Linked DNA regions of Homo sapiens: regions 1 and 2 are each linked to region 3. A link is a loop called in an ENCODE intact Hi-C map of the cell type or tissue named here. Cell type or tissue: endothelial cell of umbilical vein. All regions are shown on one strand.

Evidence for each region. Hi-C counts contacts between places; a loop is a spot of excess contacts. Peaks named below come from ENCODE experiments on the same cell type or tissue, not always from the same donor. Only the 100,000 strongest peaks of a DNase experiment are listed, where the experiment ranks them.
Region 1: a loop joins it to region 3, with 13 times the contacts of the local background. A loop is called at or near these places in 53 of 110 quality-filtered maps.
Region 2: a loop joins it to region 3, with 7 times the contacts of the local background. A loop is called at or near these places in 92 of 110 quality-filtered maps.

The regions. Positions count from the first base shown.
Region 1 is chr12:13,230,594-13,238,593 of GRCh38, forward strand. No RefSeq gene overlaps it. Among named protein-coding and RNA genes, the nearest start is that of EMP1, 38 kb to the left of the region's middle. In endothelial cell of umbilical vein, a CTCF peak has its summit at 3,653; a DNase peak (open chromatin) is centred at 3,628.
Region 2 is chr12:12,970,997-12,978,996 of GRCh38, forward strand. It overlaps HEBP1 (heme binding protein 1), which reads right to left. Exons shown (of 4, transcript NM_015987.5): 4 at 3,874-4,483. The coding sequence ends at 4,312. The region is part of intron 1 of GPRC5D-AS1 (GPRC5D and HEBP1 antisense RNA 1); the gene reads left to right. It overlaps LOC124903100 (small nucleolar RNA SNORD88), which reads left to right and starts at 1,057; the gene lies at 1,057-1,147. In endothelial cell of umbilical vein, a CTCF peak has its summit at 4,865 (motif pointing left); DNase peaks (open chromatin) are centred at 4,865 and 5,545; H3K27ac peaks cover 1,606 bases.
Region 3 is chr12:12,913,089-12,921,088 of GRCh38, forward strand. It overlaps GPRC5A (G protein-coupled receptor class C group 5 member A), which reads left to right. Exons shown (of 4, transcript NM_003979.4): 4 at 1-4,849. It overlaps MIR614 (microRNA 614), which reads left to right and starts at 2,741; the gene lies at 2,741-2,830. RefSeq lists an enhancer at 7,871-8,000 and a cis regulatory region at 7,943. In endothelial cell of umbilical vein, a CTCF peak has its summit at 3,318 (motif pointing right); DNase peaks (open chromatin) are centred at 3,393 and 3,693; H3K27ac peaks cover 2,848 bases.

The DNA of each region.
Region 1 (8,000 bases), 320 kb after region 3:
TTTAAAAATAGCCCTTCCTTGGTAGGAGGAGCCCACAGTGGGAGGAGGGCCCATCCAGATGCTGGGGAGCAGCCCCGCCTATGGAAAGATGTTCCAGGAGCCCCCTTGGTGCATCTGGGAGCCATTATATCATCACCAAAAATAGTATTATTAATACCGTATGTGTGTGTCCTTCATTTATTTGTGAACTGGATGTTGTGCAAGTCACAGGGGACTTGAAAAGAAAAAGACAAGTTTTTTGCTGGCTCACGATGGAGGCAGGAGAGAGACATGCTGGAAAACCATTCTAATGCTTATGATAGATATTTACAATGGTTGGTCATTGTTACCTACTGCAATCCAGACAACTCCATCTTCTTGGAACTTTCAGATAAAGATTGATGTGGGGTATGGTGGCTCACGCCTGTAATCCCAGCACTTTGGGAGGCTGAGGCAGGAGGATCACTTTGGGTCCAGGAGTTCAAGACCAGCGTAGGCAATGTGGTGAGGCCTCATCTTTACAAAAAAATCAAGATTAATGTGGACAAAGAGTTTCAAAGTGTAAGGCAGATTAGAGAATTACTTGAGCGGGAATGAAAATATGGAGAGATGTCAGTACTACTGGTTTATTGATCAAGATTTTGACTGGTTTATTTATAAAAATACCCATATGACACATACTATGTGCCAGGCATCATTTTAAACACTTTGCAACTGTAAGCTCCTTTCATCCTTACAACTCTCTAAGTAGGTACCAGTATTAGTCCCATGTTGGAGATAAGTAAATTGAAGCACAAAACGGTTAAGTAACTTGCCCAAGTATTCACAGATAGAGCTAGAATCCTGGGGGTCATTTCACTTATCTTTTCTTCTGCTCAACCTGAATGCTCACCTAACAACATGCTTTTTCTTTTCACCTAGGAAGAGAGCGTTATGTAGTTTAACAGTTTGTGATTTTGGAGTCAGTCAGATCTATGTTTGACAGTTAGCTCTGCCACGTAATAACTGACTTTGGGGCAACTTTTACTGAAGTTCTCTGAGCCTAGTCTTTCTTATAAGGAAAGGTGGTAACTAATTCCTATAGTTGTTGGAAGAATAAAAGGAGATATTGTAGTAAGATTACGTACTCTTGATAAATGTTCTTACTTCCTGTGGAAGCCAGGCTCTACGATCACCCACACGGATTCTCATTTCCTGGTGATCAGGCCCTTGTGTAGTTCTTCCCACTTGGATAAGGCTGACCTATGTAACCAGTAGAATATTGTAGAGGGACTTCTGAGGTTAGAGCATAAAACACACAGCAGCCTTGCACCCTCATTGATCTGGGGAAAGCCAGCTGCCATGCCATGGTGATATGATTTGTCTGTGTCCTCGCCCAAATCTCAACTTGAATTTTAGCTCCCAGGATTCCCACTTGTTGTGGGAGGGACCCAGGGGGAGGTAACTGAATCATGGGGGCTGGTCTTTCCCGTGTTATTCTTGTGATAGTGAATAAGTCTTACGAAATCTGATGGTGTTATCAGGGGTTTCTGCTTGTGCTTCTTTCTCATTTTTCTCTTGCCACCTCCATGTAAGAAGTGCCTTTCACCTCCTGCCATGATTCTGAGGCCTCCCCAGCCATGTGGCACTATAAGTTGAATTAAACCTCTTTTTCTTCCCAGTCTCAGGTATGTATTTATCAGCAGCGTGAAAACAGGCTAATACACATGGGGACTCCTAGGCAGCCCAGTGGAGAACTCTGGTAACAGAGGCCTCCTGCTTCATTCATCTTGCCAGCCAGGTGAGTGGACCATTTTAGAAGCAGATCCTCTAGCCCCAGTCAAGCCTTCAGATGACGGCAGCCCTGGCCAAGATCTTGACTGGAGCCTCATAAGAGATACTAAACATGAACTGCTCAGCCAAGCCGCTTGTGGATTCCTGACCCATAGAAACTGTATGAGATAAGAAATACTTACTGTTGCTTTACACCGCTAAGTCTGGAGAAGTTTGTAACACAGCAATAGATAACTAATATACTTTCCCTCATCTATTCTTTCACCAGTAGGTCAAGCTGGACTCTTATCTTGTCTCCACCTCTCACAGCACATTCTGCTCCAGACATAAGTGCAGTGGGTGAAGTTTGTCCTGGGGACATACCCCCTTGCAATCCATTTCACTTGACCTTTCTGCTGCCAGCTGAAAATATCTTGGCCTCCTCGTATGCTCAACCAATCTTCACTGGCATTCAGCAGCCCACTAGGTGTTCATGGGCATGAGCTCTCGTGTGTCTTTCTGGGGACATTTACACTGGAATAGTGGGCACAGAGGATGAAGAACCTTTATAAGATAGCCTAGGGTTTCCCTTTAAACTCTTGTTTTGGGCCTCAAACATGTTAGGTATGGGTCTGGACCTAAGTTGGAATAACTCCCTGTAAAAAAATCTAAATTCCTTGTAATCACTTTCATGGCCAATTGGGCTCTGGCCGCCCCACCCCTCCAATTCGTCTTTTACCAGTCATTCCTCACTCACTGTGCCCAGCCCACCCTGGCCTTCCCTTCTCCCCTCCCCTCCCCTCCCCTCCCCTCCCCCTCCCCTCCCCTCCTCTCCTCTCCCCTCCCCTCCCCTCGCCTTCTTTCCCTTTCTTTCTGACAGGGTCTCACTCTGTCTCCCAGGCTGGAGTGCAGTGGCGCAATCATGGTTCACTGCAGCCTCAATCTCCTGGGCTCAACTGATCCTTCCACCTCAGCCTCCTGAGTAGCAGGGACTATGGGCACACGTCATTATGCCCAGTTGATTTCTGTATTTTTAGTAGAGATGGGGTTTTGCCATGTTGCCCAGGCTGGTCTTGAACTCCTAAGCTCAAGCGATCTGTGCACCTCGGCCTCCCAAAGTGCTGGGATTACTGGCATGAGCCACAGTGCCCAGCCCACTCAGCCCTTACTGTCCCAGGAGAATGTCAAGGTTATTCTCTCCACTGGGTTTTTGTACCTGCTGTTCTCCCTGCCTGCAGTCCTCTTTCTGCAGGTCTTCACTTGATTGGTTTATTCTCATCATTCAGATGCCAACTCAGTGGCACCTGCTTAGAGAGGCTTTCGTTTATGAAATAAATGAAGGCCTCCCAGGCCCACTATTCCTGCTATACTTTACAATACTACCATGCTGTTACCTTCATAGCAGTTACCATTAGTGAATTGTCCTATTCATTGGTTTGCTCACTTGGTCTTTGTTTATCTCCCACTCCCTTGTGTCACATATGCTTCATGAGGCAGGGTTGTCTTGGTCACACACCGCATGTCAAGTGCTTGGCATATATATAGTATCTGAGAAATTTATTCACTGAGATGCAATATGTGTGTAACTCAGACTTGGTTTTGTTGGCTATAAGATGAGATTATGCCTAGTCCTTGTTTACAATTCACATATAGATTAGAAACAATAGAAATGCTCATAGCACATGTGCATGGTATGCTGTGTAGTAGTAACAACATTAATGCAATTTTCCATCGTCTCTGGCCCGTTTCCTGAAACTGTAAAAATTCCATGCATTGGGCCAAGTCTCTCCCACCTGGACAGCCCTACTGCCCCTCACCCTTCCCATCCATGTTCTGCTCTAATTCTCTGCATCTGCACCCCTACAGGACCTTTTCCTTTTCTGGTTTCTACTACAGTTGTTAATGTAACTGCATCTCCTGGTGGCCACTTCTGATATGACACATTGTGGAGTTGGGAGGACATTATTGGAAACCTGTTTGTGGGTCATTCTCAAGTCGTTTCAGGAGGAGAAACACCAGCCTCAAGTTCAGATAAAAAGTCTAGGCCACAGAAATTACGGTCTCCATATCCAGCCTTTCCTGAAATCTGCATCCCCGTCTGTGACCTTACTGCCTGGCCTCGTTCAAACCCCAGCGTCTTATCTGGCTTATTGCCTCCTCCCATCTAAAAATATCAGCTTGTAATTGATCTCCCCTCCACACATTCTCCTTCTCCACATATACATTTTCCTGATGTTCATATTTTCTCAGGCCACCACTCTGCTTAAAAACAAGCAATGGCTCCCTACTGTATGAAGAATAAAGTCCCAGCTCCTCAGCCTGGCATCCGGGACACTTCAAAGCCTGGGTTCTACCTGGCTTTCTAGTTTCACTCTCTTCTACACTCCCGCCTCCTCAATCATTGCATGCTCATGCCTAAGGCATCTGGACCATTCCTCAAAACTACGCCTCTACATCATCAAAGCCCTGTCGGCCTTCATGCTGTTCTCTCTACCTGAAGTGCTCTGCTCCCACTTTTACCTGACAGTTGAATCCTGTCCCACTCAGAGCCAGCTCCAAGGCTCCATCTTCCATGAACTGCCTCCTGCCCCGCCCTCCCCTGCACCATTATGTCTTGGTGGAAATATAGCAATTATGCCTACTAGCCTCTCGAACAATGCTAATGGGCATAATTGTTCATATTTCCACCAAGACATGATGGAGTTTTATTTACTTTAACCCTGTCATGTGCACAGTAGGTCATTAACATCTGTTAAATGGGTCAATGAGTATTGGAAGCTAGAGTCCATGTTTCCCAGAGCCTAGTCAGGCTAGTCTGAGAAGTGAGAGGCCACATGTGGTGATATTGGGACAGAATCTTTGAAATTGGCATGGCCTTGGGCAACCTGGGGTGCAGAGTTACTTTAAACTGGAAGCAGAGCTTCCACTGAAATTCTATGAGCTTTAGTTTCCTTAGGGGATTACTGGGCACAATTATTTCTGAATCTCCTTTTTTATCTTGAGAGAATGAAGGCGAAGATCTTAGAATAATGGTTTATGTACTTTGACATGCCAAGATAAAAGGCAAAGTGTAAAAGTTAATACTGGAATATTAACTAACATGTGTTTGGGAAATTGTATTCCTGCAACACTATTTCTTTTTTGAAATTTAGTTGCATTTCATATTTCTTTGGTTTGTATCCCAAGATAACTGTGGGTTACTAGTAGCTGAGATGAATGGAGCTTATGCAACTATACAATCTTTCAATGGATTTTGAGACAAAGCATTTAGTATTCTGTAGTGAACACAATAGTCCTAGAGATTCAGAAACCAGATACATAAATTCATCTTTTTTTCTGAGTCACTTTGTTGTGTCTCTTAGTGATCTTTTGACTCAGTTTTTTCACCTGAAATTTGGAAATATTATTTGATTTCCGATATTTCCAATAAGTTAAATGTTCAGTGAACACTAATTGAGTCATACCCATAGAGCTGAAGGTTTTCCAGAAAAATGCCTCAGAAGAAGTTAAATTTGAAGTTGCATATTTGTGGCCTGTTTTTCTGTTTCATACACCTACACCCCAAGACCAGCATTATAGGGTGCACATCTTCTGTTACTCTTCTTGGCTATTGGGGAGATTACTTGCCTGGCTCAGAGAGGAAACCTTTCTATGTTCTTTGATAGATTTTATACATTAGAGCCCCTTCTTGCTCAGAAGATAGCAGCAGGTGGCTAAGCTTGGAATATCTACTGTCAATTCCATGTAGAGAGCTACATCAGACCAGGTCCCAACAACCCAACCTTCATCAGAGACCCAACCTCCATCAGAGACCCAACCTCCGTCAGAGATCCTACCACCATAGAGACTGGTAGGAGTTTCATGGTAGGCGTTAAGCATGAGCCTGTCTCTGGGTCTGTGTCTCTATTTCTGGGTGAAGGAATATATATATATATATTCTCTTGGGCACATCCTACTTAAAAAAAGGAGATTAACCATATTACATCCCTGACTTGCACCATGTGGCTTAATAAGCAAGACATGTCATAAAGTTAACAGTTAGTTCTATGGCTTATAGCAGTGTAAACTAAATACCTGAGTGTAGTTTCTAGAGTAATTAGAGTCTGGTGGGATTGGGACAGGTTTCCACATTCCCTAGGGTTTCTGAATAATCCTAGGCCAAGCTTGGATCTTAAGTACTTTCTTTACTTTTTTTTTTTTTTGAGACAGCAGCTCACTCTGTCACCCAGGCTGGAATTCAGTGACACCATCACGGCTCACTGCAGCCTTGACCTTCTTGGCTCTATCGATCCTCCCACCTCAGCCTCCCGGGTAGCTGGGACTACCGGTGTACACCATCATGCCCAGCTAATTTGTTGTATTTTTTGTAGAGATGGGTTTTGCCATGTTGCTCAGGCTTGTCTTGAACTCCTGGGCTCAAGCAATCCACCTGCCTAGGCCTCCCAGAGTGCTGGGATTACATGTGTGAGCCACTGTGCCTGGCCTGATCTTAGGTATTTTGAAGACCAATTAACTGGGGTTTCTTCTTGACTGTCCAGGGATACTTTTTGTTTACTACTGATCTGTCAGAGACCTTGAAAATCATCCCTGGCCAAGGCTCAGAGGTTTCTTAAGGGGCCAGCTAGAGCTTGGCATTATCAAGGCTTGCCATGAAGAGAAAATGCCCCCAAGACCCACCCAGGGTCAGATCTTTCATGCTCATGTGAACTTGTAGAATAATTATTCCAAAGTCCCAGCCACTACCCAGAAAGCAGTATATAGTTAATACGTTCCTGGCAAATATAAGTCCCTCTGCATGGCTCTGCAATTTAGACTACCACTCATGAGAATAACACCAAGGCCTAGACCAACAGCATTGTGTATGTACCCTGGAAAATACTTCAGATCTCATTGATTCATCTCCCAACCAGATCAAGTATGTGAGATAAACAGCCAGTTCCATGGGATATGGTTGCTTTGTTTTATTTGAGATTGTGTTTCAAACACACCACCTACCAGTACTACTACCAGTGCTGGAATATTTGGGGTACCCATTCCTAGGCTATATGTGAGCCAAGTTCAACAGATTGTATGATTCCCCACCAAGTTCAGAGGAAGGGTTGCCCACCAGGTACTCGCCGGTCTGAGCTAAGCAACTGCAGAATGAGGGAAACACACTTAACAGATGAGGCTGTGAATGCCGGTGCTGATGTCCTCTGTTCTAAGAGCAAATGATGTCTTCCATAATATGGATGCAGTCATGGCCAAATGTATATTCAGCAGTATGTTCCTCCCATCGCTGCTCTGGGGAGATAACGGATAATGCTATTCCTCCAGTAGTGTGAAGTGAGAGGGGGTCAAGAAAACATTTTCAGTTTAGAGCAACGGGGCGTGAGATGCATCCAATCTTATGCAATCCTAAGTCCCTGGGCACGAATGGAATTTGTAACCAGCAAAGAAATTCTTTATAATAATTTAATTTGTATGTGAGATTGAGCTTGTGAGAGTGAGTGACAGAGAGGTAGAGGGGAAAAGACAGAGGGAATGAGAGGGGAGAAAGACAATGAAAAAGATGAATGAGAATGAATAATGGGAGGCAAAGATAAAGGAAAAGCAATATAAAGCAGAGAGGGGAGAGAAAAGAAGTAATAACTTCTGATAATTGCGGAAATATATCACAAACATAATTGTATAAAAGGAGGGATTTAGATAGTGAACAGGAAAGTTGAGAGCATGGCTGAAGGTAGAAGAAAGAAGGAAGAAATGAATAACAGGAAAACAAAGAGAGAAAAAAAAGGAAAACATTTCAAGGAATAGGTAGGAAACAAGATGTGCCTTGGGAATTTCAATGAATTATTTTGTCTCCCAAGTTTTAAACTTACAATGTGTTCTGCCATGACGGTCTAATTCTCAATTAAGATATGCTAATAAGGCTGACCGCATACCATATACTCGCCATGCCTGATAAGCAGTTTAGCTTCTTTTTGGGTTTGGTGGGAGAGCAGTTATGTTTCCACACTGAAGTTTCTCATTGGCTTTCCTCCTACAAAGGCGCAAAATGACCACATGTTGTTCTTACTAATATTTGTTTTAGTCTGACACACTTCGATCTCTGCCGAGTTGACTACTAACTGCTTCGTACACACTTCGTATTCCTCCACCTGCTTTCAGTTACCTTCATTAAAAATATTCACATAAATCTTTATTAATAGAGAAAAATGGATTCACTCTGGTTTATTTATCTGTGGGTAAGTTTAATTATTTTCCAGTATGCAAAGCATCTTAGGAGG
Region 2 (8,000 bases), 58 kb after region 3:
AGCTCATATGCTTGGTTCAGAAGTGAGAATAGGCCGGGTGTGGTGGCTCATGCCTGTAATTCCAGCACTTTGGGAGGCTGAGGCGGGTGGATCACTTGAGGCCAGGAGTTCGAGACCAGCCTGGCCAACATGGTGAAACCCCCGTCTCTACTAAAAATACAAAAATTAGCTGGCCATGGTGGCACATACCTGTAATCCCAGCTACTTAGGAGGCAGAGGCAGGAGAATCACTTGAACCCAGGAGACAGAGGCTGCAGTGAGCTGAGATCACGCCACTGCACTCCAGCCTGGGTAACACAGTGAGATTCTCTCAAGAAAAGAAAAAAAAAAAAAAAAAAAAAAAAAAAAGAAGTGAGAATATAGAATTGAAGACTATGATCCTCTGCAATCTGGCCTCAACCCATCTCTCCAGCTGTTTCCCATCTTCCCAAACTCTTGACCTCAGGTATACGCATCTTTACATAGTCTCCTTGCAAAAGACACTGTTGATCAGCTACCTCAGAGCCATTCTAAATATTCTTCTTCCTTGCTGCTCCTCACTATAGAGGCTACAAAACCCAACACACACTCTCTCTTGCAGCTATGGATGGCCCTGTATGTTAGTTTTGGCCCATGAGATAAAAGTAGAACTCTGATGGGGAAACTTTTGGGAAAGCTTCTGTTTCTTCATAAAATGGGACAGATGCAACTGATACAGCCTGTCCTCATCTCCCTAATTTCCTGCCTTAAACATGGATGAGATGGCAGGAGCTGCATCAGCCATCTTGCAGCCCTGAGGGAGAGAGAAAGGCAAGTGCAGAGACATCAGCATTGAGTACTGAACCTGTCTCTGGATTTCTTGCTATGTGGGAAAAGAAAACCTTCTTGGCTTAAGCTACTGTTGGTTTTCTGTTACAGTTTCATGCATTCTTAAATGATAGATCCCTGAGCTAGGTGCTGGGCATACAATGGAGAACAAAGCAGGTATGGGGCTCCTCCTTATCAAACTTACAGTCTTGTGTGAGAGACAAAAAAAAAAAAAAAAAAAAAAAAGAGGAAATGAATAAGTTAAAAAATTACATTCCATGATGTCCAGCACTGGGCTCTGATCACTCCGGAGGACACAGTTTTCCCCAAGACCATGGCTACCTGGGGATCTGAGAGAAAAAGGAAAATAATTATACAGTGGTTTGTATTATGAAAAAAGCAAAAATATAATGGTATGATGGAGAACTATAGGGGAGGCTGACTCTATTTTAGCTAGAGGGGCCATTGAAGGCCTCTTTGAAGAGGAGGTAGTTAGGATCTGTAGGATGAGAAAACCTGGCCATTTGAAAAGGAAGTGAAAAGGGTTTTAGGCAGACAAAACAGCTAGTGCAAGGGCTCTAGGGCAAAAAAGGGCTGTGTGTGTTCAAAGTCCACTGTGGCAGAAGGGTATTAAGGGAGAGATTGGAAAGAAAGAAGTAGTCAGAAGGGGCCAAATCACACAACGCCTTGCAGGTCATAAAATGGAGTTTGAATTTTAGTCTAAGTGCAAAATAAGAATTTTAAAGCAAAGATCCATTTGGAAGTTGTGTAGAAAATGTGTCCAAGGGGGCAGGAGCAGAAATGTGGAGACCAATTAGAAGGCTGTTGCAGGACTTCAGGCAAGAATGATGGTGATACATCCTAAGATGGTACCAGCAGAGATGGCTTCAAGATGATTTAGGACTTGGGTCAGTAGCACTTACTGATGTAGTGGTTTGATACACACTGATTACCTTCTTCCTTTTTTATTCTCTGGCATTTCTCCTATATAACTAGCCACTTTTAAACAATATTTGTCGGCTCTTTTCTTCTGCTTGTCTGTAAATATTAGGGTTCCTGAGTCCTTACCTAGATTTTCTTCTCTTCTTACTCCTGGCCTTTCCTTGGGAGAGTTCATAATTCACCTACTCCATCTAGATATTTGTGATGTCCAAACACATCTCCACGTTAGGCTTCTATTTGTAGCATCAGACCCACACTTTCAACTGTCCACTAGATAGCCTCACTTGGATGCTCTGCAGGCCTAAATAACCTTTGCGGACAGATTAACAGGGAAAAAATATTAATAGGAAAAAATATAGATTTTTATCTGATGTTAATATTTCTATGTGGCATGGAGGACTTCACAGAAAAAAGTGAAAACTCTAAAGCAGTTAGATTTGAGAATTATATACCATTTTAACAAAGAACAATACATTGTGGAGACATGACAAAGGAAAAAGGGGTTTGGGCTGGAAGGGGGATGGGAAAGTGACTAGGAAACATATCGGGGAAACTGATGGAAGAGAAGGGCAATTTTAATAAGGTTTGTACAGACTCATCTTGGCATTGACTCCCCATCCCTGGTGATAAGCATGTTCTCCTCTTCCTAGTAGAATGAGAGCACCTTTCTCAGGGGAAATTTACATACTGCTTTTAGGTAGAAAAGGGGAGGGCAGACAGCACTTCCTGTATCTGCCATTTCTCCATTGCCTTCAGCTCAAAATAACCAATTTGCCACAGTGGCATAGTTTGGAGCAATGCTCTGCTCCTCTTCAAACCTTTTCCTTATCTCATTCACCAGTCAGCCACCAAGTCCTGTTAACCTCTTCTCTTGCTCCAAACTGTCTACTTCTCTCCATCCCCACTGCCATGATCTAGTTTTGACCTCCATCATCTTTCTCTTAGTCTTGTGACTGGTCTCTCTGTCTCCAGTCATATCCTTTTTTCAGTTTATTTTCCATACTGTAGACAGAACTTTCTTTCTAAAACATGACAGTATCACGTTCCTGCTCAAAGCTGCCCATGCACTTTTCAGTTTTCTTAAAACAAAACTTAAACTCCTTGACATGTAATAAGGCCTGTGTGGCTGCACTTTTGTCTTGGCTCCAAGGCTTCTCAAGTGTGGGAGCCTGTGGAATCCTCAGCTTCCTCACCTGTGTGTGGGAACAGCAGTACCTTTCTCACAGAGTTGCCCATGGAATAAGTGGGGCAGTGCATGCAAAGTGCTTGGCATGGTGTCTGATAGTCAAGGCTGGGTGGCTGACGGTTTTCACCCTGGATCTTCAGAAATGGTCATGGCCCATCCCTCAGAAGACTGCTGAAAGGACTCCAGGAAAGATGATGACATATAGCTCTTGTTCCTCTCCTTAGGAAACCCCACTTTATGTCCAGTAAGAACTCTTCATGGTGAGGATTAAAGCTCATTTTTCTGTTTCCTATAGAAACAGCAAATGGGGTGTGGGTGGGTGCTAAGGTGGGTTTCTCCCTGAAAACCTGTCCAGCTGTCGTAGGGAGGGCTGCTGAGAGCGTGGGGCCCTGATGCACTATGAGGATCAGAGTACCTCCTACATGCCCTGGGGCCCACTGAGAGCTTCATCCTCCCCTGCTCACTCACGGGCTCTGCTCCAGCTCAGCTGCCATCCGGCTTCCTGCTCACAGCCTTGCATCTGTGTCCTTCTCTGCAGGCCAAACTGCACCTTTTCTTTCCTTCCTATCCTCTTCAGTTAATGAAACTGGACCCCAGCTGCTTCTCATCTCATCCCCCTAAACCAATCCTCCTGGAAAATCTCCTGTCTCCAGGGTAGTCTGTGCACCATAGTGCAATGATTTTTCTTCTTGGTCTGCTCTTGTGACTCCTGGAACCCTTCGCAGACCACAGCTGCAAACAAAATCCTCAACTTATAATCACAGAGTGCTACATAACAGTCATGGGAAATGTCTAGTTTAGGGATGGTGTGTGTCCTGGTATCTTTGCGTTTATATTCGGAAGGACTTGGGAGCTCTAAATATAGGGTTCCTGCAATGGTAAACACCATCAATAGTACTCATACCTATATTACCTTCAGGACTGTAGAACCTTGGAAATAATTACACTTATGATTTGTCTCAGCTGTTTAAGTCAATGCCTTTTATTTTTAGTTTTTCTGAAGACAAAGCTCTTATAAGAATCACAGATGAAAGATCAGGCACAAATCACATTTTCCCCCTTAATAACAAAATACAAATCCAATAATTTTAGAAAATCAGTTTTTAGTGACCCAGATGCCTGGAGAAAAGCTGCCAGGATTTTTCTGGTCTATCGCAGAATTTTCTACATCAATGAGAAGGATGCTGCATATCTTGGCTGTATTATTTCCTACTGTGAGAAAAGAGACTTAGTATATGGAACATGCTTTTTTCAGAAAATTGGCAGTAACTGACTTTGAAGGAAAGTTGGTTAAGTTGGACTTGCAGCTGGAACTTGGGAAGCACTGTCCCCTCCTTACCCCCGAGGAAGGAGACACAGAGGCACACTTCCAGTAAGTTCTTGGTTCAGTGGGTCACTCATGTCTTCAACAGCCAGATCTCATTGCGCCGTCCGTAGGGCTTCATGGGAGGGTCATAACCCGTGCAGAAGTAGATGTCCCCCCGGTAGGTGGCTGTGCCCTCCAGGGCAGCACGCAGACGGGTGGCTTGTGCTACGTAGTCTGCTTCCTTGGCATAACCACCAAACTGCCTGGGGGTTCAAGAGCAAGGGCTGGTTACGAAAGGACATGACCTCTGAGAGAGGGGGGATCTTTAGAAAAAAGTCACTCACCATGTTTATTATGACAAGCATGCTAGAGTGGTAAGACTGGGGACTGAGTCACCACTTCCTAGATGGGTTGATTTTACCTCTCTGAGCCTCAGTTTCCTCATCTGAAAAAGGAGATATATTTTCTTTTTCCTCTAGAGTTTTGAGTGTTAAAAGCAGTAATGGACGTGAAAAACTCTAATGCGGGGCCTGAAACAGTAGCTGAGTATAAACGTGAGCCTCCCTTTCTTTCCTGAAATACCCAAGGGGACAGCAGGTTTGCTTTCCCAAAGGCCAAGCCTTCACCCTTTTCTCTGGCTCCCTCTACTGCCCGGCTGTACCTCTTTTCTGCTGCTCTGTCACCACCTCTGGAAGGAGGAAGTCTACAGGGGACTTCGGGCAGAGCTGCAGTGAGTATGGTGGCTAATGCCCCTTCCACAGCAGAGCAGCTCTAGTGACTGAGTTCATCACAGCAGTGACTTGTAGCAGCTTCATTTAAAAACAGAGCTAGGCTAGCCTGGGCAACACAAGACCCTGTGTCAAAAAAAAAAAAAAAAAAAAAACAAACCAAAAACCAAAACTAAAAAAGTAAAAATCTCAGAGCTAACAAAGGCAAAGACCCAAGGAAGACTTGGGAGGGCCCCACACAAGCTTTAAACATGCCCCAAATAAAGAAATCACTTCTCATAAATCCTTTCTTCTGCTCAAATCATGAAAGCCTTCTTTTTCTAGTAAGGAAAGAGACTGTTCCTAAATCTGGTATTTCTTTTGATGGCAGAAATTGGGGACAGAGAAGCAATAAAGCCTTTCTTTTCAAGATTATTATTCTCTCCCTTACGTCATGTGCTTCTGTTCCAAAATTTGTCTTGTAGCCTAGCCTAAATATACCACTCTAAATCTGGGTTGCACTAAAATTTTTATTAGAGTCAAGTACATCCCGATTTCTAATGAGCTGTATGACTCAAAAGTCTGAATTTGCACCAGGCCAAGATTAGGCCAAATAATGCATTATTTTTGGTGGAGTCCTCTGAATCATGCTTTGCTCTTTTACAAGTGGTTAGTCATGCTGGACAAGCATTCAGCATGTGGATTGCAGCATCACTGATGTGAACACCCAGGATGTTTTCTGTAATGGATTGGTTGTTCCAATGTCTAGACAACAGCTACAGAACATGGATGAAACTGAGACCAATTTTGAATAGCAGAGGCTTGATTCTTCAAATATATTGAAGAGATTATAAGGGAGATGAAGAAAGTTGGGCTCTAGCTTCATTGAGGTTCAAATGAGAGGAAACTGGGTTAGTAGACAGACAATGAACATCCAGGAAAGACTTTTTTCAGGCAATAAGAGCCTGTAAGACACTGGAGTTTTTTATGAACCATGTCTTTAGTTGGAGAACCATTTGTCTGAAATGAATCAAGTGCTGGAGGTGGAAGCAGGTGTTGAGTGCTCTCTGCACCCCCTACTTGTGCTGTGACACTGAACTGTTCTCTAGGAAAAGGGACAATGTTGGCTCTTTAAATACTGATTTTGGAAAGCTCCAAAGGAGTGCTCCTCAAATGTCTTCCTTCATCAGTTAGAGGCAAAATGGCTAGTGTGTGCTCAAATCCTAGTGCTGCCCTTTCTAGGTCTTAAGCTAATTCTAAAATTTCTCAAATCTTCAGGTTTTTCACTGGTAAAATAGGGATAGTGATAACATCAATCTTCGAAGGCTACTGTAAAGATTAAAGGAGAAAAGACTATGCAAACTGCTCAGCGCAGAGCCTGTCACGTAGTAAGCTCACAACAAACAGTAGCTATTATTGTTACTTGGCAGTTTGCTCAGAAGAGCCTTTTAATTCCCTGACTCCAGGGTGAGGGACATGATGGTAATCTAACGAAATACCATGTAGCTGAGTGTTGTGGTGCATGCCTGTGGTCCCAGCTACTTGGGAGGCTGAGGCAGGAGGACTGATCAAGGCCAGGAGTTGAGGCTGCACTGTGCTATGATCACATCTGTGAATAGCCACTGCATTCCAGCCTGGACAACATAGTGAGATCCTGTCTCCAAAACAAAAACACAAAATACAACTAAAAAAAACCATAGTAATATTATGAACTGGCTCAATGAACAATTCTCACTTTCTCAATTAGGCCTATTCTTAAAATGCTTTGTTACCTTGTAAACCCCATTCTTTAACCCCATCCCAATCTTCTTCCTATGTTTTACTTTTTCTTTCTTTCTTTTTTAACAGCACTTATCACCTTTTAACATACTATATAATTTACTCATTAAGTTTATTGTTTATGGTTTGTGTCCTCTGATAGAATATAGGCTGCACAATGGCAGGATTTTTGTTATTTTTTGGTCACTGATGTACACTGAGCACCTAACACAGTGCCTGAATATGTTGGACCCCTTGGTTAAATGAACAATTCTGGGCTAAACAATGAAAGTGATGTCTTCAGCCTGACAGAGCTAAAGATGACAGCACTTAGGACCTAGTGAGTGAAGTGGTTACATAAGTTTCACTCACTCATTCACATAATAAACATCTGAGGGGACAGTGGTGGGAACTGAAACAGGAGAAGTGGATCCACTGCAGCCAGATGCGAAGGCCTTGAATGCCATGCTAAAGAGTTTGAACCTCATCCTATATGCACAGGTAGACCTACGAAAGGGTTTTTTTTTTTTTTTTTTTTTTTTTTTTTGAGACAGAGTCTCACTCTATTACCCAGGCTGAAGTGCAGTGGCGCAATCTCGGCTCATTGCAACCTCTGCCTCCCAGGTTCAAGTGATTCTCCTGCCTTAGCTTCCCGAGTAGCTGGGACTACAGGCACACGCCCAGCTAATTTTTGTATTTTTAGTACAGATGGGGTTTTGCCGTATTGGCCAGGCTGGTCTCAAACTCCTGACCTCAGGTGATCCACCCGCCTCAGCCTCCTAAAGTGCTGGGATTACAGGTGTGAGCCACCACGCCCGGCCTGGAAAGGGTTTTAAAGTAGAGGACTGGCACGATCCAATTGTGCTTTGGAAGGATCCCTCTGCTGGCAGTGGAGGGACAGGGGAAATGGCAAGGGGTTGAGAGATGTGGGGCCACCGGAGCCCAGGAACAGCCAAGTGTGAGATGATGAAGGTGGGAGAAAGGCAGATTTGAGAGGTACCTGTATGTGGAGGGAGGTAAGAGAGAGGAAGGAAGAGAGGATTCTCCAGGGCTTCCAGTTAAGCCTCTGGGTAGAAGAAGATGCCGCTAACCAGAATAGGGATTAAAGGCTGAAGAGTAACATTAGGCAGGAGGGGCAGCTGTAGGGGTGTTCATGATTTAGTTTGGGGGGCATATGAATATTAAGGGCCCTCTGTGAAATACATTCATGCAACAATTATTATCTAAATGTGTGTCTGACCATGTAAAAATCTCCTTAGACTTGGGACAGAACTGGAGTCAGAGATACCAATTTGGGAAGGAGAAGGATCTAGTG
Region 3 (8,000 bases):
TGGGTTTTGTGAGGCTCTGTGGCCCAGAGCAGACCTGCATATCTGAGCAAAAATAGCAAAAGCCTCTCTCAGCCCACTGGCCTGAATCTACACTGGAAGCCAACTTGCTGGCACCCCCGCTCCCCAACCCTTCTTGCCTGGGTAGGAGAGGCTAAAGATCACCCTAAATTTACTCATCTCTCTAGTGCTGCCTCACATTGGGCCTCAGCAGCTCCCCAGCACCAATTCACAGGTCACCCCTCTCTTCTTGCACTGTCCCCAAACTTGCTGTCAATTCCGAGATCTAATCTCCCCCTACGCTCTGCCAGGAATTCTTTCAGACCTCACTAGCACAAGCCCGGTTGCTCCTTGTCAGGAGAATTTGTAGATCATTCTCACTTCAAATTCCTGGGGCTGATACTTCTCTCATCTTGCACCCCAACCTCTGTAAATAGATTTACCGCATTTACGGCTGCATTCTGTAAGTGGGCATGGTCTCCTAATGGAGGAGTGTTCATTGTATAATAAGTTATTCACCTGAGTATGCAATAAAGATGTGGTGGCCACTCTTTCATGGTGGTGGCAGCAGTTACCAGTAATGAGCATTAGACTCTGGGGGATAGAACACGGGCTGCCCTGAGAGCTTCATGTTGGAGCTGAAGTTCAAGGTTCACTTCCTTTGGGTTTGTACTTGACCCTTCTTCATGTGTCTCTCCCGTTCCCTCTAAAACAAGTGTGTTTCCCCTCATTTTTGAGGCTGTCAATGGTGTGAGAGCCAGGATCATCACGGGGCCTGAGGTTTTACTCCAGAAAAGCAGAGGAGTGGCAACCTTGGCTTGGGGTTTGGCAGCCCAGGAAAGGCAGGGAGGAGAGCTCAAAGCCGGTTTCATGTTTCACCCAAGGTCTAATTGTGGGAGAGGACAAATCCAGATCCCCTGTTTGACAGAATTAGTTCACAAATGTCTCTTGGCAAAAACATGTGACACCTAACCATGATAATTGACTTAATCCAAGAAAGAGCTCTGTAGGGCAGAGCAATAGGAAATCTCTCTTTCGTTATGGAAAAAAAATAATCCCTCTACATAGAAACTGAGTGACATGTAAAAATGTGTAGCTAAGTCAGGGAGTTACTTCCTAAGAGCCTGACGCTCTGCTTTTCATCAAAAGGAAAAACCAGCGTGAGGCAGAGGCGAGGGAGGTGGAGGTGAGTGGATGATGTGCTGAGTTAGGGATGTTTATATGCCGCAAAGGTTTGGTTGGTAGGCTTCGCGCTAAGATTAGCCTGGCTTTGTACTGAAAAGGGGGAAGGACACATAGTGACACAGATCCTTCTGGTCTTTCCCAGGAGGTGTGACCTAATGAGGTTTGTTGTGAGAATAAAGCAATGTGGTTTCACATATATTATCTATCATAGGCTAGGGACTCAAGAAATGCATATTCCCCCCCCACTTTCTTTCTCTCTTTCCTTCCTTCCTTCCTTTCTTCTTTCTTTCTTTCTTTCTTTCTTTCTTTCTTTCTTTCTTTCTTTCTCTCTCTCTCTCTCTCTCTCTTTCTTTCTTTCTTTTTGAGATAGAGTCTCACTCTGTCATCCAGGCTGGAGTGCAGTGGCATGATCTCAGCTCACTGCAGCCTCCGCATCCTGGGTTCAAGCGATTTTCGTGCCTCGGCCTTCTGAGTAGCTGGGATTACAGGCGTGCGTGCGCCACCACGCCTGGCTAATTTTTGTATTTTTAGTACAGACGAGGTTTCACCATGTTGACCAGGCTGGTCTTGAACTCCTGATCTTAAGTGATCTGCCCGCCTTGGCCTCCCAAAGTGCTGGGATTACGGGTGGGAATCACCATGCCCAGCCTCCTTTCCATCTTTTCTTTCCTTCTCTGGTCTTCATACTACCAACCAAGCAAGGGAGGAGGAGTAAAAGGTAAAATCACAAAATACTCTGGATCGGCATTTTTTTTTTTTTTTTTTTTTGAGACAGGGTCTAGCTCTATGGCCCAGGCTGGAGTGCAGTGGCACAATCATAGCTCACTGCAGCCTCAACTTTCTGTGCTCGAGTGATTCTCCTGCCTCAGTCTCCTGAGTAGCTGGGACCACAGACGTGCACTACCACACTTGGCTAATTTTATTTTTTCAGAGATCACATGTGGTTTGAGGGAGGATAGAGAGGACAGGGTGTCAAGAACAGCATTTTTACCAAGTTGATATAAAAATGAAACAGGATCCAGGCATGGGTCTTTACACTGATAGTTACAGTAAGTTTTAAAATCTGAGCAGCAATTTGAATCACTTGTTGAAAAACACACAAAATATATTTTTTGTAGAGGTGGGGGTCTTGCTCTGTTGCCCAGGCTGGTCTTGAACTCGAGATTCTCCTGCTTTGGCCTCCCACAAGTGCTGGGATTACAGGCGTGAGCTACTGCACCCGGCCTGCTTTCTTTTTAGTGAAAAGGATCTGTGGGAGCTTTTATTCCCATGGCTGCCTTCCTCAAGTCAACCTCTTTCCCCGGAAATGGCATCATCTCTGGACTGTTGTTTCTCCTTCTTCCTTCTCCTCCTTCTCCTCCTCCTCCTCCTCCACCATGCCCGGCTGATTTTTGTATTTTTAGTAGAGACAGGGTTTCACTATATGGGCCAGGCAGATCTCGAACTCCAAACCTCGTGATCCACCTACCTTGGCCTCTGAAAGTGCTGGGATACCGTGGCCTCTGAAAGTGCTGGGATTACAGGCATGAGCCACCGCGCCCGGCCCCGTTGTTTCCCTTCTAAGAAACGCAGTGGTCTCTGAAGCCTGCAGGGGCAGGCCAGCCCTGCACTGAACGCCTGTTCTTGCCAGGTGGCAGAAGGTTGCTGCTCATTTGAGCAGTACCTGTCACCCCTCCTCCCACTGCTGCGGCTGTTAACTCATCTTCAGGTCTCACACCTTCTGCACATAAATAAGCTATTTTTAAAAGTTATTATTTTTTTACTCTTTCTTTTCTTTGGAGAGGGTACCAAAGGATAGCTGTTCTGTTTAAGTAGGGACCTCTCATGGCCTACAGGCTTTGACATCTGAGAATCAAACTGGAGAACATTCCGAAGCCGTTCTTATAAGTGTCTCCATCTCTACCTGGGCTGAAATGGAATGTGCAAATGTAGCCCAGCCTGGTCCTTGGGTGTTGCCAGTTGATTGATGACTGGGAGCCAAAGTGGCATCTCCTTTGACCTAAACGGGCGATGATGAAATAAAACTCAACAGCCTTTCTCTCATCTTGCATTGTGAGATGCGAAATAGAGCGTGTCTCTCTGCCTCTCATTTTAGGCTGAGGCCGTCCAAAGCGGCCATGCCCCATGTTTCCACTAGATGGCGCTGACACTTCAGGCATCAACCCTCATGGCCTCTCAGCCTTGCAAAGGCAGCCACTTAAAGTCGGTGTCCTGTGTGGGGCACCAAGCTGAGCTGCAGACACCCAGTAGGCGCGAGGCAAATGCGTCCCATTTTAAGAGGCTTGTATTTATGAGCTCTTTGCTTCCTCCCTCCCACTAACTTTAAAGAATTGCTCTCCATCTCCTTTGGCAAAGTTCCTTTGCCCTTTGTCTTATTTTTGTGAAACCCTCCAAGGTATTTCCAGTCCATTTGCATCCAATCTGGCATCTTTACGGAGAGCGGTCTCATATGCTATTGTTGTTAACGTGGACTAGTATTTATGTGTTGAGAACACTGGCTGTTTGTCAGGAAAAGTGTGCCAAAACAAAGAGTACGGCCGGCCCTGGAAATGCATCAGCAAAACCCATTTCCCCCGTGCACTCATTCTGAGCTTCCTTCCTTCATTTCTGTCATTACTGCTGAGAACTGGACTGTGCCCAGCTGACCTTTCCCTTCCTTGCCCTCATCTTGCTGCCAGGGTCTGCAGGTTTGCCACCGTCCCGGCCCCAGTCTGAAACATGGGATTATTTCAGAATTGGAGGTGGCAGCTTCAGAAAAAAATCCTTCTCGTGTGTTGACTGCTGAGATCCAGGAACTGGGAAATCAACCCCCAGTTTGTAGATTGCTCTCTTTGGAAATTCTGTGGCCCAACCTCGTGGCTGTTTTCTGGAATTCCTTCTATCGGGGCAGACAGTGCTGTGCCTTTCTTGACTTCAGGATGTTCCAAGGATGCTGCTGGATCTGTGTGTGTGTGTGTGTGTGTGTGTGTGTGTGTGTGTGTGCGTGCGTGCGTGTATGTGCGCCTGACCCTGATTTCTGCAACCTCCAGATTTCTTTCTTGACCCTTCAAAGTGGAACAGTCCAGTGCCAAAAATTTTAGAGTTTGAGAAGGTCACAGAAATCCTCTAGTTGGTGCCTCCACAGTCTTCATTTTACAGAGGAACTCAGGGCTAATGGAGTTAATGCAACTAGATCAGGGTTTTGGGTCTGTGTTCTTTCTACCGTCAGCACCTGTGTGGTCAATTCTGGACACTTCCCAGAGAAGTCTTTGAGTAGAGAATCCTACTCAAATTTCACTGTATATTTTAAGCATTCCTCTCCTTTCCCTTTGCCTCCCCTGTTGCCTTTTCTTCCCCTGATTTCTCCTCTGGTCATCTCCTCTCCCTTCTGCGTGTAAGCCATGGGAAAGGGATGAGGGAGGACAGCTTCTGGTTAAACACAGGTCCCTCTTCCACATCAAATGAACATTGGCTTCCTGGGACAGAAGGCCTTCAAAGGAGGGATTGCAAAGCAAGGCAAAGCGTTCTGTCTTCATTTTCCCCATCCCCATGAGACAAGACTGATGGAAAGGGTGGTGGGGCAACACTGCTTAATGGATGCCTTTTCACATCATTTCAGTTTTTAGCCCTCATGACTGTATTTTCTAATCAGAGACAATAACATTTTAAATAAAACAACGACAAAGAAGTCTGAGTCAGGTGGTAAAATTTGTTGTTTTCAAGCACCATCTTTTGATATACTTGGTTTCATATCATAATGTATTCAAGGTTTCAACCGGTTCTTACATGCTCCCCTTTACTGAGATTTTCTTTTTCTAAAAAAAAAATTTAAAAAATTTTAAAAGTAATTTTTTTTTCTTTTGGGATAGGGTCTTTCTCTGTCACTCAGCCTGGAGTGCAGTGGTGCGATCACGGCTCACTGTAGTCTCGACATCCTGGGCTCAGGTGGTCCTCTTGCCTCGGCCTTCTGAGTACTGGCTGGGACCACAGGTGCACACCACCACACATGGTTAATTAAAAAAAAATTGTAGAGGCAGGGTCTCCCTATGTTGCCCAGGCTGGTCTTGTACTCCTGGGCTCAAGTGATCCTCCTCCCTCCGCCTCCCAAAGTGCTGGAATTGCAAGCATGAGCCACCATGCCCAGCCTGAGATTTTATTTTCCATTCATCTTTTGACTCATCTCAGAATTGACCAGATTCAGCCACTCTTACAAGAAAGCTCAGGATCCAGTAAACAGTTAATTCTTTATTTTTATTATTATTTTTAAGACAGGGTCTTGCTTTGTCGCCTAGGCTGGAGTGTAGTGCTGTGATCTCAGCTCACTGCAACCTGCATTTCCTGAGCTCAAGCGATCCTCCCACTCTGCCTCCTAAGTAGCTGGGACTAGAGGCGTGCGCCACCACGCTTGGCTAATTTTTGAAATTTTTTTTTTTGTAGAGATGGGGTCTCACTATATTGCCCAGGCTGGTCTTGAACTCCTGGGCTCAAGCAATCCTCCCACTGTGGCCTCTCAAAGTGTTGGGATTGCAGGTGTGAGCCACCATGCCCCCAACCAACAGTGAATTCCTATTCACTTGTTTGTGTTATTGATTCCTTCAACTTCCCTGAGGCCCATAGTGAGCCAAAAACCCACACCCATCCCCCTTCTTTCTCTTTGCATGGAATTCTGGCTCCCTTCAGGGAGTAAGTGCCACACCTGGAAGAGCCCTCCCTCCCCGTGCAGCTTCTGAGAGCAGGTGCAGAGGTAGTCCTTGGAGATCCGTGCAGACAACTTGTGTTTGTAATGACTCAGCCAAGATGTTTGTCCCGAGCCCAGTGATTCAATCCAAGTCCAATCCAATCGTGGTCTTCAGCAGAAAAGAAATGACATGTTAGTGAAATTTAGTTGCGGCATATGCCACACCAAATTGCCTGGTTCCAGTTGCTTCTAGTGCAACCCCCTTCCATGTGATGATCTGTCAATCCTGCTGGGTTTGTATCAACTCAACTCAGAAAACTCCTCTGACAAGCCCATGTAGCCATGCTGTGAGCTCTGGGACGTGATTGTAGGGGCTAGCACCATGTTTCCTGACTACCACCTTTCTCTTTCTAAGAAGAAATGCTTCCAGGCCAACTTTTTTTTTTCCCCCACCAGGAATTGAAAGAGAAAAAGCACGTGCCAATTTTTAGCATGATTTCTTTTCTTTTTCTTTTTTTTTTTGAGATGGAGTTTCGCCCTTGTTTCCCAGGCTGGAGTGCACTGGTGCGATCTCGGCTTACCGCAACCTCTGCCTCCTGGGTTCAAGCGATTCTCCTGCCTCAGCCTCCCGAGGAGCTGGGATTACAGGCATGCGCCACCACGCCCGGCTAATTCTGTATTTCTAGTAGAGACGGGGTTTTTTTCCATATTGGTCAGGCTGGTCTCGAACTCCTGACCTCAGGTGATCCGCCTGCCTTGGCCTCCCAAAGTGCTGGGATTACAGGCATAAGCCACTGCGCCTGACCAGCATGATATCTTATGAACAATGGAAAAAAGCAGAGATCATGATAATAGAGTTAGATGGAGTCATAACTGAAACATTCAAGAAGAGATCCTTTACTAGATGGAAGTCTCTAGTGATGTGCCACAGGGCTCTGTCTTTGCATCTGTTTGGATAACGTTTTCATCAATCACTTGGATAAAGATAAAGCACATTTATCAAGTTTTGCACATGACACAAAATTAGGAAAGACTGAATAATAAAACCAGAATACAAATATGTTGCAATAAGCTGGAATGAAGATCCCAAGACAAGAATTTACTTTAATAGATGTAAATGTATTTGTGCTGTCAAAGTAAATTACATAAATACAAATTGGAAAGACTTGGTTTGACAGTAGTTTTTATGAAAAAGACTTGGTAGTTTGAGGTGTCTAGAAAACTGAGAAGGACCAGTGATGAGACAACAGCCAGAAAGTCAAAGCAATCGTAGGCAGCACTGACACATTTGTGAAGTCCAAGTCAAGGCATGTGCTGTTCCCCTGAGGTACCACATCACAGCATAAAATCCACATCTTTGCAGCTCACTCTAATGGAGGAGGAGCTTCTAACAGAGAAGCTATTTTTGGAATTTCATGACCTGCAGAATGGCTGATGGGACTGGAGCTAGTTAATCCGGAGAGGAGGAGATGTTGCAGGGGCATGATCATCACCATCACTAACATTTACTGTGCGCTTACTCCGTGCCAGGCTCTGTTTGAAGTGCTTTATTTATTTGTTTGTTTGTTTATTTATTTATTTTTGAGATGGAGTTTCGCTCTTGTCACTCAGGCTGGAGTGCAGTGTCGCGATCTTGGCTCACTGCAACCTCTGCCTCTCGGGTTCAAGCAATTCTCCTGCCTCAGCCTCTTGAGTAGCTGGGATTACGGGTGCCCGCCACCATGCCTGGCTAATTCTTGTATTTTAGTAGAGACGGGGTTTTACCATATTGGCCAGGCTGGTCTCGAACTCCTGACCTCAGGTGATCCGCCCGCCTCGGCCTCCTAAAGTGCTGGGATTACAGGCGTGAGCCACTGTGCCCGGCCTAAGCACTTTAGATGTATAATATAATTTAATATGTATAAAAACCTCATGCGTTATTACTTTTTTTTTTTGAGATGGAGTTTAGCTCTTGTTGCCCAGGCTGGAGTGCAATGGCGTGATCTCGGCTCACCGCAACCTCCGCCTCCCAGGTTCAAGCAATTCTCCTACCTCAGCCTCCCGAGTAGCTGGGATTACAGGCATGCGCCACCACGCCTGGCTAATTTTGTATTTTTAGTAGAGACGGGGTTTTTTCCGTATTGGTCAGGCTGGTCTCGAACTCCTGACCTCAGGTGATCCG